Linked DNA regions of Homo sapiens: region 1 is linked to region 2. Evidence: chromatin loops called from intact Hi-C (ENCODE). Cell type or tissue: MCF 10A. All regions are shown on one strand. Links, peaks and the distances in the headings refer to the core of each region. The heading gives the core; the rest is flanking DNA.

Evidence for each region. Peaks named below come from ENCODE experiments on the same cell type or tissue, not always from the same donor. Only the 100,000 strongest peaks of a DNase experiment are listed, where the experiment ranks them.
Region 1: it touches region 2 in a loop (7-fold over the local background); 3 of 110 quality-filtered maps call a loop at or near these places.

The regions. Positions count from the first base shown.
Region 1 is chr10:107,910,503-107,918,967 of GRCh38, forward strand. The region is part of intron 4 of LINC01435 (long intergenic non-protein coding RNA 1435); the gene reads right to left. Among named protein-coding and RNA genes, the nearest start is that of LINC01435, 150 kb to the right of the region's middle. In MCF 10A, for the core only: no CTCF peak of the experiment used is centred there; a DNase peak (open chromatin) is centred at 4,909.
Region 2 is chr10:107,967,257-107,975,721 of GRCh38, forward strand. All of the region lies in intron 4 of LINC01435 (long intergenic non-protein coding RNA 1435), which reads right to left. Among named protein-coding and RNA genes, the nearest start is that of LINC01435, 98 kb to the right of the region's middle. In MCF 10A, for the core only: no CTCF peak of the experiment used is centred there; DNase peaks (open chromatin) are centred at 4,355 and 4,945.

The DNA.
Region 1 (8,465 bases), core at 379-8,378, 57 kb before region 2:
AAGTCAGATTTAGTTGCTCATTCAGAAATGTATTAACAAAGACCAGATCTCAAGATTTTCCGATGACCTAATAATCAAATAATCACCCAAGCATTGACTTCAAGACTAAAGATGAGGAGGACAGTGTGAAAACAATGCAATTACTACTGAAAGTAAAGAATAAAATGTGAAGAGATTTACCTTTCATAAGATGAAGCTTCCATTACCAACATTTGCCTGCTTGCAGCTGCCGCTAAAATCCACGCAAGATGAATAATTTTACAGACAGTTCTTAAAAGGATCTGATTTCTAAGTTCTACATTAAAAAACTATAAGGCAGATTTGGAGTGAGATCAATGTGAATTCCACATTGTGTTCTATCATTGACCATTCACATCATCTTGGCCAAGTCAATGATCCTTTTTTAACCTTAGTTTTGTGTCATTAGAGTGATAATCCCACCTTCACAAGATTGTGAAAATTTAAAAGATGCTAAATAAAAGCATTTTATTAAAACAAAAAACTTGGCCCAGTGTAATTACCACCAAGGTTGTGTTGATACATGTCGTGCTTAAAAATAGCTGATGGCACACAAGCAGATGTCAAGCAGCCAGTCATGTAACAGAATGCAGCATTAATACCATCATAATGATGTAAGTAATATACTGCAGATAACGGTCTTAGGTTAATATCTCTTTGAACAACATTGCTAATGCTAAAGAGACAGTGAAAAAGTGAAACATTATGTTTAGCATAAAAATGTGAAGAGAAAATACCATCCACCTAATTAGAATTTTGTATGGATTAACTAGCTAATGCTGGTTAGCATTTGAGAATGCAATGGAAGACAGAATTATACACATTCACAGACACAAAGTACTACATATTATATGTAAAATTAGATCACAGCACATGACATGTATAAAATGAGTGGTGCAGATGAAACACGTTCTTGCTCGCAACAAACTGTCCCTACTCAGCATCTTTCATGCCACAAGATTCCCCCACTGGGTCTAGCAAAGGTTTCCGTTGAGAAAGGCAGTCCCATATAACAAGGCTGTATTAGTAAATGAATTTAAATAATGGCTCTCAAATTTTGGGAATTGCACTAAACACATTCACAACAAAACATACAAAACACACACAGAGGAAAGTACTAATCATGTACAAGTTTTAGTATATTTAGTGCTTTGTGTCTGAATGTGTGTATAAATTCTGTCTTCCACTGCACTCTAAAATGCTAACCAGCATTAGCTAATGAATCCATACAAAATTCTGAGTACTAATCATGTGCAAGGCAGAAGTTACATCTTCAAAAGGCTTCCCCAAAAGCATCAGCAAAAGGAACAGGAGAGAGGAATGCTGCAAGGAAACCATCCAGAATTCTTGAAAAGTTAGATGGGCAGCTCATAATGACCATCTATTTGTACCTGTCGTTCAGATGTTATTATAATCATTAGTCTCTCTTAGCAGCAAACTTTTAGATAAAGATCAGAGAACTCCAAAGGATGTATATTATGGCGTATGGTGCTTCTTTCTAAGGTAGGATATCTAAGTGAGAAACCATAAGTCTTCAACTTTATTATTAGATTTGGGGTTAATGAACTGTCCTTTATTAATCTGAGAGAAAGAAAAATAGTGGAAAGGCAGTGACACACCCATGTACAGGACTTTACAACAATAATGCCCTGTTATTTCTATCAAATTATGTGATTCTGTGGATGAATTCTGAGTGGCACTGACCCCATTTTACAGATGAGAAAATTCAAACGCAGATTACTACAACAAATAGGACTTGTCAAGGGTACATAACAAATAAGACTACAAGTCAGGTCTCCACTCTGCTTTCATTTAATTCAGTTTCCTCCATCTAAGTTTCATCTGATCCTCCCCTGCTCCAATTTACAAAAATAGCTTTAAACGTTACCTCCTTCATGATGCTGAAACAGATAAATGTGTTTAGATGAAATTAGCCCTTTTTGAAAACATGAACATACGTACTGAAAAAGTGTGTGTGTGGCTGAGGAGGTTGGCGTTAGGAAATACAAGACTTCAGAGGTGAGAGATCTCACTGCTTAGCAAACTTTGGGTGCTAAAACACTAAGTCACTTCCCCTATTACTTACTACATTCAATAGCCTTAGTAGACTTACTGCAAAAGCCACCTATCCAAAGCCTGACCCACACTTGTCTCTACTGGACTTGTAAGTATAAATGTGTGCACATGTACACACACACACAATCTGACAAAACATTGTCATTTAAGTGAACATTTGGTTTGCCAAAGATGCATAATCTCTCCGTCAGGCCAAAATATTTCAGGATTAATAATTTGCAGCTTAGTATAACAGTATCTATTTCTAGTCCAAAAGTTTTGTTTCCCAGTGCTTATAATATTTGATGCACTTAAAGCCAGCAACTCTGAGTTAACTACCAAAAGAAGGGAAACATTTTTTAAGTTTAGATTTAAGTGAGATGCTTATTTTAGTGGTGATGTGTTAATAGTATTGAATATTTTACTGATATTAAAAGATATGATTGTTAACGTAGGCAGTGAAGTCAAATGTCTCCAGGAGCTGGATAAAATCTCTACTGCAGTTACCTCAATAAAATTCTACAGAACGACATAAAGCAGAACCCTTTGTCCTAAGGTAACATACTAGAGCTGTGTGGATGTTCTCAGGACAGGACTATCAATGCTAAATGCCGTTATGATTTGCCTCAATACAATCTATAAGTATGTACAACAGAATTCCCAAGGAGTAAATGTGTTGTAAACTGTCCAAAACTGTTATTTTAAAAGCTAATAATGGGAATACAGTGTCATGTCTCTGGGAAGGTTTCTTGCAATTGCATTACAAACTAAGGTATGGTGACTGATACTGAGCTGGATAATCAGTGCATATTTCAAAGAGCAAACTCGCAATTTCCAGATCTAACTTCTATTTACTTATGTGTTCCATTTTTACCCACTTTTGATTACCGTGTTCTCACTGCCTGTTCTGTGGTAGCCTCGACAACTTTTAAATGGTCTTTAATCACCAAAGCTGTTGTTTTACTATTTGTCACTAAGTTTCCAGGTTCACTTTAAGTTGATACTTCTGATAGGTTAAAGAGTTTCAGATTTATTCACTCAAACAAAAAAACTTCCTGACATGGCCGGGGAAAAAAAAAAAAAAAAAAAAAAAAATGACTAGCTGTCAGCCCTGCTACTTTGTCTTGCAAAAGCTCACCACACACCCACTCTCCCTCCCCAGGCTCAGCCTCCTGGAATCTTAATCCCCTTCTTCATATGGAAAAGTCTTTATTTCAGGTTTCACTAGAGGTGGTCAGGCAATGAAGAGTGAACAGGGAGTTGTAGTCCCTTGGATATTGATGTTTCCAGGACTAAATCACATTGGAGAACAATCAATTCACAAGCTGTAAAGCCCCAGCTTTAATCACTTTCTCTCTCAGAAAGATGGTGCCTGCTCTCCATGTAACTTCCATCTCCTCAGTGCCAGAGACAGGGACCACACTAGAAGGCAGTGATTGTCCACTGAGATTTTGTCCCCTTTAAATTAACCTAGACATTTGTCATCACAGACAGGAGCCCCCAGAGTAAGCTTACAGCAAGTGAAGTGGGAATCCTTGAGGGCAATGTCAGCCTGCCCTACAACGTTAACCCTTTCACCACCGCATACTATGCACTTATTTAACACCCTACTCTGCCTGGTCTTCAGCTTCACAAGCCATATTGACAGAAACCAGGGATTTACATTCTTACTTGAAAGCTGTTTTTTTCCAGGTTTGGAGCTTAGAGATGAAGATGGGAGTTCCAGGAGGACTGAGGCCCATCTTGGAGATGAAATACTTCCTGGCGAAGGCAAGCATAGCCTTTATTTTGCACACTTCAAGTCAGAAGCCTCAAATCACCTTCTGCCCTTGACCCTCCAAGCCCACTTTCACACTCCCTCCCCGCTTCGCTCCCCGACCCCACCCCATCACCACTCTGCTACTCGCAACGCTGCCTGGTCGCACCCAGGAACCATCTTTGTGGGTGGGGTTCCTCGTCTCCGCGGACAGGCTGCTAGTGAGCCGCAGCTCCTCCATCCGGAAGCCAGGGATCTTCATCTTGCCGCGGAGTTCCATGCTGCCGTCGCCCCCAGTCTTCAGGGACTTTGCGCTCCCGCAGGCTCCTGCTCACCTCTCCCATCGTTGGGCGCTGGTGGCACCCCAGGAGGAGAGAGGAGCAGCAGGAGCCCGGTCTCGCAGTGCCGGCACGGACAGTACTCTGGGGGTCTGGGCCGCGTGCCACGAGGAGCAGAGGAGCCACCGGAGCCGCTTCCGCAGACGCCCTGACACGGAGGACCCAGAGCGCCGCGCCGCGCCGCCGAGGAACGCGCTCACCGGCGCCAAATTTTCCCATCCCGGGAGCGAGGGCGGCGGCGAAGGGTCCGGGACCCGAGGTGGCGGCGCGGGGCTCTGCGCGGGCGGCTGTGGGTGCTGGAGCTCAGGACCCTAACTTTAGCGAAGTCGGGCCGCGGCGGGGCGGGTGGAGGCGGCGTGGGCAGGGGCTGCCGCAGGTGCGGAGTGAGGCGCCGCCACACGGGCGGGGGCAGGAGTCTCAGGAACTCGGCAGCCGCCAGCAGAGCCCGGTGCGGGACCGGGAGCTGCCGGGGCCTCAGCTCCGCTCTCCCCACAGCTCTCCGTGGCTGCAGGTTGAGGTCGAACTGCAAGCGCCACGGACCCTGCCTGCTGTTTACTGCGTTTTCACTGGAGACTCCAGCAAATGTCCTGGAGAGGAGAGGGATTCCTGCTCTGTCCATTTTAGTCTCTACATTGGCACCTTGGTGTAAACCCACAGCAGAGGCTGCGTGTCCTGGCTGAGAAACACAGAAGGGCAGCGGGGACGGAGGTGGGGCCGTGTGCAGATGAAGTATGTTTATGAAGTACATGATTGTGAGCGTCAGCGTATGTGTGTTTAGGGTTTTTCCCATCAGTCTCCAGCTTTGCTCCCTTTTCTTGACCTTCTGTAGCACTCACTCTGCCCAAAGCCAGTCTTGCGTAATCCCATTTGAAAGAGCACTTTGTTACTAGCCATATTCTAAATGTTTTGTGAGCCTACACTATGGCTTTAGAAAAAAAAACCACACACACCACACTAGGGGAAAAGAAAGGAACTCAAAACTGTGGCTTGGGAACATTTTCATTTGGAGCACACCAATTAGTCCCAGGGTTTAGCTCTAAACCCAAGATTCCGTAGGAAATCGGACATCTATTGGAGACTTATCTACTACGTTTGTTATATGACTGTTAAACCAATTCATTGACCTGTATCACATTCCCCACCTCAACCCTTGAAGCAGCTGGCATGCCGTCTGAAATCTTGGAATAAACTTTGCATATGGTTAGCAATCTTCTATTTGTGTATGAAGGTGCTCACCACTAATATGCTGTGAGTTCCTGAGAATCACCACACTTGGTTGCTTAAAGTTTGAAAATGACCAAGTTGTAACTGAGGAACTTTTCTACAAATTAAGGAACAGTACGTTCCAAGTGTCAACGTCACGAAGTTCTTTCATGACTTAGGAACTGTCCCAGATTGAAGGAGATTTAGGAGTAAGAAAATACATCCTATGATCCTGAATTAGATCCTAGTCCAACAAAAGGACATTAGGTCAATTGGCAAAAGTTGACTAAGGTGTGTAGAATGGTCATATCATAACTTTTTAATTTCCTACTAGTTTTGAAGTTGAACTGTGGTTGTGTCAGATGTTTGTGGAAGCAGAATATAAGGTATGTAAGAAATTTTAAAAATAGTCTTTTTTAAATGACAATAGAAAATTTGGTCTGATAAACATAAAAGGATTGGATTAAATGACCTGGAAAATCTTTTGAGCCTAAAATTCAATTGTATTACAAAAATATGTGCCAAGCCAGGTCCCCTGCTGCTGGCTAGTATAAAGTTCAAGTGGAGATTTTAGGAAGGAAAAGGAAATTTGAAAATTTCAAATTATTTTTTTAAGCTTAAACCTTTTCCAGTAGATAGTTTTATTTCAGAAGGATGAAATGTCTTCAGATTCCTTTGCGGTCTTTACAAAACTAATAACACTCTTGTATGTATTAGTCAACAATCAAATATCCAAAAGATAACAGCTGTAACAAAATAGTAAAAATTCTAGTGTGTGTGTGCACGGACACATAACTCATTTCCTTCATGGTAACTTCATTAAAATTCTCAATCTGTGATCGGACCACTTTGAAGAGTAGCTGTTAATAAGTCAGCTTTTACTAACTTGTAATGGGAAAGTTTTATACGCAAGCTTTCATAAAATATGCTTTTGGAAGATAAATTTCATTCCATAGACCATTCTAAGACACAAAAGCAAATGCCAGCAGATCAACTATCTCAGCCTTTAAATTTCAGTGCTTCCATGAAGCACAGTGTCCTAAATGGTAAGCTGGCTAGTTCAGTCATGAAAAGAACATGGAATATGCCTCCAAAAATACCTTTACTACCCAAGAGTAAGGGCTTATCTTTGGAAAATAAACCTGCACCCTACTAACAAAGCAGTATTTTGGCCAGTTGTGTTGTATAGATGGGAGAAAGTAATCTGGGATTCTCGTGGCATCCCAAATCACAAATGCTACTCATTAGCCCAGAAGAGCTGTTTCTCATTTCACAAAAGCTTCACAGATTTGCAGAATTACTTGTTAATGTCTTTTTGTAAGCCTTACTTCTTTTTATGTCAGGATAAGTGTGTGAGAATTACACTATGTGGAGTAATTACTCCATGGGTAGGAATCCAGATTAATGTATCAAAGTACAGATAGATCCCTATGCAAAAATAGAACTGGAAAAAAGCAATGAAATTTAAGGGTAATCACTAATGATTTTGAAATAATGTTCTTAATATTTTAGGTCTACATTATTTATAATCATTGTAGCATGCTAGCAAAATGGATATGTAGACAATTCCCAGAAAAAAATTAGCAAAATGCAGGTGTTTTGCTTTGCTTCCCTCCACATAAATGCTACTTCTTCATCCTGCCAAATATACATCCCTACACCTACACTGAAGAGGTAGTCCAAGAGACTCATTAATGGGAATTCACTGAAGTTGAGCATTTCTTTTACCATGTTTTAAAAAATTTTAGGATAGGTGTAGAGTTATAGAAAAATTGTGATAATACAATAGAGAGTGCTCAGACTCTTGAGAAGGTAGCTGCTCAGTGAGAGGGCAATCTTAAGAGATCTGAGGCTGCTTCCCACCTTACATCAATTGTCATTTGGCAACTCAAGGTCACTCAAATTACGGCCTGTTGCTTTCCCTGCCTGGAGCACCAGAGCAGCAGCTCAAATATTTTGCCCAGAATGAGAAACAGGATATAGAACAGAGAGCTCCTTTTATACCTGTATACCCCAAAGGATGAGATTGAAAAAGTTCAACCCTGAGAGCACTCAGCACAACAGTGAAAGCGACGGTGAAAAGCAACTGGGAAATTGATTCATTGCTAAATGATAGGTTCACAGTTCAGTGGAGAGAAGAGGACAGTGTCAGCAGAAAGAGCACTACTGGTTCAAACAAATATGAACACTGACCTCAGCAACTGTCCCTTTAAAGCAGCAGTTTCCCAACATTTTCCGCACCAAGGACCAGTTTCGTGGAAGACAGTTTTTCCTCGGACAGTGGGGGATGGTTTCGGCTTGAAACTGTTCCACCTCAGATCATCAAGCATTAGACTCTCCTAAAGAGTGCACAACCTAGGTCCTTTGCATGCATGGTTCACAGTAGGGTTCACTCTCTTATTTGAATCTAATGCTGCTGATCTGATAGGAGGCGGAACTCAGGCAATAAGCTCCCTCACCAGCCACTCACTTTCTGCTATGTGGCCCAGATCTTAACTAGCCACAGACTGGTAATGGTTGGGGGCCCGTGCTTTAAAGGACTCTAAATTTGATTAACCTGTGATGGGCATGCCCCATCGCATCAGTGAAAACAACGGCACAATTGGTCAGAATTGGTCATCAGTTAGAACATAGCAGCTGTGTATTAGGGAAAGAGACCCTTAATGAAGGCCTTATAATCACTGTTGTCCTACTAACTACTGGGATACCCAAATGTGACAGTAACATTACTCTAAGATGATATTGAAAAATAGGAATTTTACAAAAAAGACAAATAGAAGTTCTGGAGTTGAAAGATATGTAATTAAAATAAAAATTCACTGGGGTGAGGGTTTCAGTGACAGCTTTAAACTGATGTAAGGCTTTAGAGAAATTATATAGACCTATAGAGATTATACTTCCAAAGGGCAAAAAAAAAATGAACTTCAGGGGCTTCACACTACAGGGGAGTGAGGAGGAGAGTTAGACTGCTCTAAAATAATCCAGACTATCACTAAGTAAGTAAGCAAACCTCAGTAATAAGCTATGGAGAGTTGAAGTGCCTAGGGTTGCTACATTATCTTAAGTTTCCAATTACTGTGAACAAAAATTGAGGA
Region 2 (8,465 bases), core at 297-8,296:
ACTGAAACTCAGAGAGTTCAGTCATTCTTTTCAAGTCATACAAGTGGAAATATGGTAAGCTGTGATTTATATCCAGGCCTTTTTAACATACAAAACCTAATGTGTTAACATTTCCGATCAATTTTCCTTTCCTTTTTTTTTTTTTTTTTTTTTGAGACGGAGTCTTGCTCTGTCACCCAGGTTGGAGTACAGTGGCGTGACCTCGGCTCACTGCAAGTTCCGCCTCCTGGGTTCATGCCATTCTCCTGTCTCAGCCTCCCGAGTAGCTGGGACTACAGGTGCTCATCACCAAGCCTGGATAACTTTTTTGTGTTTTTAGAAGAGACGAGGTTTCACCGTGTTAGCCAGGTCTTGATCTCCCGACCTTGTTATCCGCCCACCTCGGCCTCCCAAAGTGCTGGGATTACAGGCGTGAGCCACCGCGCCTGGCCCAATTTTCCTTTCTATAAGGATAGTCATTGCCTTAAAGTTTGAATTCCTGGAAAGGAGTACTTGTGTCTCATTCACTCTGGAATCCCCTGTCCCAGGCACAATGTCTGGCCAAAATTGCTGCTAATTAAACATTTGTTAGATCAAAGACCCGGACAGTGAGGTAGGTTAATGTCTACTGAACTCTCTGAGCCTGTTTTCTATCTAGTTATTAATTATACATTTCTTTCTTAAGACCTTAGTGGAATGTAGTAATGAGGACAGAGAACCAAAGAATTATGATACGATCAGAGTAGCTGAGGGGAGGGGATTCCAGAGAAACCAGGCATACCTGTGATTTAGACAAAAATATTTTGGTTTTGGAAGGAGATTTTAGACCCCTCTAACTTATATTCAAATTGACAATTTATTTACTGTTTCTATCCATCTTCACAAAGGAAATAGAAGTACAGATGGTCCCAAACTTAATACGGTTCAATGATTCAAAGATTTTTCGACTTTATGATGGGTTTATTGGGACATAAACCTATTGTAAGTCAAGGAGGTTATGGTTTCTATTGAATTTGTATCACTTTGGCACCATTGTAAAGTCAAAAAATTTTAAATTGAACCATTGTAAATCAGGAACTGTATGCTGTGCTGCCAGCACTAAAAGCATTTTCAACTTACCGTGAATGTATCTGGATGTAGCCCTACCATAAGTTGAGGAGCTTCTGTACTTTTATTTGTGTGGGCAGGATGGACATACATGACCACTTCCTCCCTGTTTCTTTCGAGGGCAAGAAGCTGATAAAAAGATATATAACCAGAACAATTATTACTGCCTTCCCTGTTCTCCTCTGACTGACTTTATCGTGATGTCAGTATCCTACATATTCACTGAATGTGAGAATTTTACTTACTTACCTCCAGACAGAAACATTTACTTCCTTTAAAAACCCATGGAATCTGTTATATAAGAGTTACTCAAACATAGTTTGAGTCATAATATTGGAAGATGATGCAATGGGAAATGTAAAGTATTCCAATTCCTTTATATTATTATTTAAAAATGAGATTAAAAACGAGAAGATACTTCTCCATAGACATAAAACAATAGATTACTTTTGTTGGTTTGACCACATTGAGATAAAAAATGATTTTCCTTCTCTACAGTCTATTATCCAGATTGCGAACTTCAGCTTTGGCGAATGTCTCGAGCAGTTAACGTTCTGACACAATGACATTTCAATCAGATATGAAAGTGGTGTTGGGACCCTTTGGGAATAATTTTGCTGCAGTTCACACCCTGACTTGCTAGTAACTAGCTGTTCATTGGTTAATGCCCAGGGTCAAAAGTAAGAATGCATAACAGGATGGGCTCTGGGAAATGCATTCTCCTCATGAACCAAAGTTAATGTGGCCTATGAAAGGAGGTTCAGGTAGCCATTAGGAGTTGTGGTCATACGGACTGAGTTTTGCCACTTGCAAGAATAAATATTATATAATGATATGGAACTTAACAGCTGAGACACTGATACATACCTTTCAGTGTTTTTTTTTTTTTTTTTTTTTTTTTTTTTTTTTTTTTTGAGACGGAGTCTCGCTCTGTCACCCAGGCTGGAGTACAGTGGTGCGATCTCTGCTCACTGCAAGCTCCGCCTCCCGGGTTTATGCCATTCTCCTGCCTCAGCCTCCTGCATAGCTGGGACTACAGGCACCCGCCACCAAGCCCGGCTAATTTTTTTTGTATTTTTTTAGTAGAAACGGGGTTTCACCAAATATAGATCTATGCAATAAATATATTTTTAAAATAAGTAAACTAATAACTGTCAAAGCATAGTAGTTATAACATTGGATCAAAAATTCTGGATTCCATCATCCTAAACATATATTTGTCGAGAATAATTTCTTGCTTAGCATTTCATGGAAAACGTTAAAAGTCATTTATATTATTGTCTATGCATGTTGGGGGATAAATATCATTAGTGTTTTCCAATGACTTCATATCTCTGAATCCTGAATCAGACTAGTGAGGAAGAACAAATATTCACTTAGCCTACATTTGATGATAAGAATTTTATTTGAGAACTGGATAATTATTGATCTTACGGACTTTGCCAGCTTCAATACTAAGCAACAAAAAAAAAATGTAGGTTCTTATGGATACTTAATACTGTCTAGGTACTGTGCTCCATTCTTCACATATATTATTTCACATAATTCTCATGCTACCCTAGGAACAGGTGTAACTATCTTAATTTTATGGATGTGGGAATTGAGGCATAGAGAGGTTAAGTTATGCAAGGACCTACTCTGTGACATAACCTAGACTTGATTCCTTGATTTTCTAACACACGGCGCTGCACTCTTCTGTTGGTCCCACGTGTCTGAGATTTGCTGACTTTCAGCACACAAATAAATCAATGACACATTAATAGGCATTAATAGGGAGGTTAAGCAGCTGTCATGTCACAGTAGTAGTGACACTGAAATTATGAGAGCACATCCATATGAATGACACAGTCATATTTAAAGTGCCAATCTTCCTTGAGCAAAACTTCTGTGAGAAAAATTAAGTTTACAGATACTTATGCAATCAAAGGTTTATATATTTATATATGTTTAACATAAAAAAAACCTTTGAGATCTTTTAATTGGGCCCCTTCCTTTTACAGAGGAGGAAAATGATGTGCAGGGAGGAGAAGTGCTTTGCTCAAAGTCACAAAGCAAGGAAGACTAGGCCTCAAGATGACCTGATTACAATCCTAGTTCCTTTGCAGCTCTTCCACGATTACTTAGTCACAGAATCTAGAGACAGTGAGAGGAATAAAAGCATTTTTGAGTAGCATTTTCTGATTTTGATTACATTAGTTAGGGAAAAAATATCAGGGCTATAAAGAGAGTCAGTAGCAAAGCAACTAAAGCCTGAAGTTTGAACAATGTTGGAGAAGCAGAGGACAAATATCATTAGCGTGGGCCATCAATAAACTTCTTACTGGTTTTCCTTTTCCCTTAGTCATGAGTCACATTAGTAAATAGGGGAATATGTCGTGAGTCTTGTCTAGGGACTGACAACATCGAAAGCAAATAAAAACCTTGAAATGATTGCCAATTGTTTTGGCAAATATCTCACATTCATGAAGCTGGCATGTAGAGCTTTCTAGTATAGAAATTTTAGCATATTCAACTATTCCATTAAGTACTGCAAAGGAACATTGACCTTCCTACAGTACTTTCTAATAGTAATAGCTGGATTTTTTAAAATGAGAAAACTCTATTATATCCCCTCTGGAAAAGGAGTCAAAAGGGTGATACTATCTCTGTTTAGCAGATGTGGGGATTTTATGGTCAGAGTGTGGAGGCGTCCGTGAAGTCTCAGGTGCCTTTCACGACTATAGCCTCAAGTCCCAATGCATCCCGAAGGAAACCAACTCTTTTCATAGGGCCACAGATGATCATATCAGGGCTCAAGCTCACCACATGTGATCAAAGCAGAGAGAGACCATGGGTCTCTCAGGTGACTAGGAATCAATCCTTGATCAATAGGGATACTCCATATCTGAGTAGCAATGTGACATAATCAAAACTTCTTAGTGGAAAGTATACATAATATGTATGCTCAAATATTTCACAGCAGTAAATTAAAGGGGATACACCATTTCTCAATGAAATAGTTGTAATAAAAAAATTTTAAGGCAACACACCCACCACGGACAACAAAATTTGAGTAGTAAATGAAGATGAATCTCATGATCCTCCATCTTCTTTTATTATTTTTTCTTCAACTGCACTTTGGGCTCAAATACAGTTGCATAAGTCTGTCTTATATTCTAAAAACCACACTAAAAACATCATGGATCTAGTTTATAACCTTTAACTTTTCAATTTCCAAATTTACTTGAGTCATTTTTACAATTTCTATGTCTCATCTCCCAATCCTGCCGATGTTCATTGCAGTCAGTTTCACCATCATGACTCACACTAACTATTTCATTTCTCTTCACTTGGAAGTATCTCCAATAATCACTAATGCCAAAATTCACTGTGCATTATAAAATCTGTATACTACTTCTATTTTGTAGATTTGATACCATTGACCATTTAATCCTTAGACTTCTATTTTTTGACATTTGTAATCATCTAGATCTTTTACTCCTTGTATAGTATTTCCTATTTTCCTTCCTCACCTTCTACCTTCCATTTTTTTTGCTCATTCTTCATATATATATATGTTTTTATATATATGTTTATGTATATTTTATATATATGAAGAATGATCATATATATTTCATATTCTCATTGTTCTTACTTTACTTTTCTAAACAGCCCTGGCCAATCTTTAATATAACTATGGCTTAGAATATGTATACTATAATGACTCACAAGCTTATCTCAACACCCATGACATTCCTCTAATGAATTACAAATGTACTTATTTGGACACTTCACAGTACATATAGTAAGAAGATGACTAGCTGTTCTTTGTTTTGGATGAGTCATTGGATCATTAAATTTGAATGACTAATATGGTTTGGCTGTGTCCTCATCCAAATCTTATCTTGAACTATAATCACCAGGTGTTATGGGAGGGAGCCAGTGGGAGGTAACTGAATCATGGGGATGGTTTCCACCATGCTGTTCTTGTGAAAGTGAGTGAGTTCTCACGAGATCTGATGGTTTACAAACATCAGGCATTTTCCCTGCTGGCACTTATTCTTTCTCCTGCTGTCTTGTGAAGAGGTGACTTCAGTGATGATTGTAAATTTCCTGAGGCTTCCCCAGCCATGGAGAACTGTGAATCAATTAAACCTCTTTTCCTTATAAATTATCCAGTCTTGGGTATTTCCTTATAGCAATGTGAGAACGGACTAATAATGTAAATTTGTACCAAGGTGGTGGGGCATTTCTGTAAGATACCTGAGAATGTGGAAGCAACTTTGGAACTGGGTAATGGGCAGAGGTTGGAACAGTTTGAATGACTCAGAAGAAGACAGGAAGATGTGGGAAAGTTTGGGACTTCCTTGTAGAGACTTGTTAAATGGCTTTAACCAAAATGCTGATAGTGACATGGAAAATGAAGTCCAGGCTGAGTTGGTCTCAGATGGAGATGAAAAACTTGTTGGAAAATGGAGCGAAGGTTGAAACTGGCAGCTTTTTGCCCCTACCCTAGAGATCTGTGGAACTTTGAGCTTGAAGAGATGATTTATTTAAGGTATCTAGTGGTAGAAATTTCTAAGTAGCAAAACACTCAAGAGGTGACAGATCATAAAAGTTTGAAAAATTTCCAGCTTGATGATGGGGTAGAAAAGAAAAACCCATTTTCTGGGGAGAAATTCAAGCCAGCTGCAGGAATTTGCATAAGTAAGGAGGAGCCGAATGCTAATTGCCAAGACAATGGGGAAATGTTTCCAGGACAAGTCAGAGACCTTCTTGGCAGCCCCTCTCATCATAGACCTGGAGACCTAAGAGGGAAAAATGGTTTCCTGGGCTGGGTCCAGGGACCCCTGCTGTGTGCAGGCTTAGGAACTGGTGCCCTGCATCCCAGCCACTCCAGCCAAGGCTAAAAGGGGCCGAGGTACAGCTCAGGCTGTTGCTTCAGAGGGTGCAAGCCTCACACCTTGGCAGCTTCCATAGGGTGTTTAGTCTGTGGGTGAGCAGAAGACAATAATTGAGGTTTGGGAATCTCCACCTAGATTTCAGAAGATGTATAGAAATGCCTGGATATCTAGTCAGAAGTCTGCTGCAGGGGCAGAGCCCTCAAGGAGAACCTCTGTTAGGGCAGTGCAGAAGGGAAAATGTGGGGTAGGAGCCCCCACACAGAGTCCCCACTGGGGCACTGCCTAGTGGAGCTGTGAGAATAAGGCCACCTTCCTCCCGACCCCAGAATGCTAGATCAACTGACAGCTTGCACCGTGAGCCTGGAAAAGCCACAGACACTCAACATCAGCTGTGAAAGCAGCTAGGAGGGATGTTGTATCCTGCAAAGCCACAGGGGCAGAGCTGCTCAAGGCTGTGGGAGTGCTCCTCTTGCATCAACATGAGCTGGATGTGAGACATGGAGTCAACAAAAAAAAATTTTGGAACTTTAAGGTACAATGACTGCCTTATTGGATTTCGGACTTGCATGGGGCCTGTAACCCCTTTGTTTTGGCCAGTTTCTCCCACTTGATTGTATTTACCCAATGCCTGTACCCCCATTGTATCTAGGAAGTAACTAACTTGCTTTTGATTTTACAGGCTCATAGGCAGAGGGGGCTTGCCTTGTCTCAGGTGGGACTTTGGACTGTGGACTTTTGGGTTAATGCTGAAATGAGTTAAGACTTTGGGGGACTGCTGGGAAGGCATGATTGTGTTTTGAAATGTGAAGACATGATATTTGGGAGGGGTTAGGGGCAGAATGATATGGTTTGGCTGTGTCCTCACTGAAATATCTTGAATTGTAACCCCCATAATCCACATGTGTTGTGGGAGGGACCCAGTGAAAGGTAACTGAATCATGGGGGTGGTTCCCCCATGCTGTTCTCATGATAGTGAGTGAATTCTCATGAGATCTGTCTTCTATCATTCTCTGTTCTCATCACGTCTCACTTGGCCTATTTAAGTAGCCTCTGGACTAGGTTCCTGATTGCAGCTTCTCTACCCTTCCAATCACTACTCCAGATTTTGAACAAGTGGTCTTTCAAAAATACAAATTTAATTACTTTGTTGCTTAATATATATTGGTGCTTTCCATTTTTTACAAAGCAAAGTCATAAGCATTTTATATATATATATGTGTGTGTGTGTATGTGTGTGTGTGTATATGTATATATGTATACACAGACACACACACACATACACACACACACATGTGTTTAAACACCCACACCAAGATATAGATTACTTACTTCCAGGACTCCATAATCCCCTCTAGGGCCCTAGCCCAGCCAGGATTCCTCCCATTCCAAATTCAAGAAATTGGCCAAAACGAAGGGGCTACAGACCCCATGAAAGTCTGAAATCCAGCACAGCAGTCAAATCTTAAAGCTCTGAAATGATCTCCTTACACTCTATGTCTCATATCCAGGTCATGCTGATGCAAGAGGTGGGCTCCCATAGTCTTGGGCAGCTCCACCCATGTGGCTTGGCAAGGTAGAGCCTCCCTCTTAGCTTGGGCCTTCACAGGCTGGTGTTGAGTGTCTGTGGCTTTTCCAGGTGGGTGGTGCAAGCTTTCGGTGGATTTACCATTCTGGGGTCTGGAGGACAGTGGCCCTCTTCTCACAGCTCCACTAGGCAGTGCCCCTGTAGGGACTCTGTGTGGGTTCTTCAACCCCACATTTCCCTGTCACACTGCCCTGGAAGCAGTTCTCCATGAGGCCCCTGACCCTGCTGAAAACTTTCACCTGGGCATACAAGCATTTCCATACCTCTTCTGAAATCTAGATGGAAGTTCCCAAACCTCAATTCTTGACTTCTGTGCACCTGCAGGCTCAACACCATGTGGAATCTGCCAAGGTTTGGGGCTTGCAGTCTCTGAAACCATGGGCCAAGCTGTACCTTGGTCCCTTTTAGCAACAGGTGGAGCAGCTGGAACAGAGGGCACCAAGTCCCTAGGCTGCACACAGCGTGGAGACACTGGGCCTGGCCCAGGAAACCATTTTTTCCTCCTAAGCTTCTGGGTCTGTGATGGTAGGGGCTCCTGTGAAGACCTATGACATGCCCTGGAGACATTTCCCCATTGTCTTGGGGATTAACATTCAGCTCCTTATTACTTAAGCAAAATTCTGCAGCCAGCGTGAATTTCTCCTCAAAAAATGGGTTTTTCTTTTCCACTGCATCATCAGGCTGCAAATTTTCTGAACTTTTATTCTCTGATTCCCTTTTAAAACAGAATGCTTTTAACAGTACTCAAGTCACCTTTTGAATGCTTTGCTACTTAGAAATTTCTTCTGCCAGATACCCTAAATCATCTCTCTCAAGTTCAAAGTTCCACAGATCTCTAGGGCAGGGGAAAAATGCCACCAGTCTCTTTGCTAAAACGTAACAAGAGTCACCTTTGCTCCACTTCCCAACAA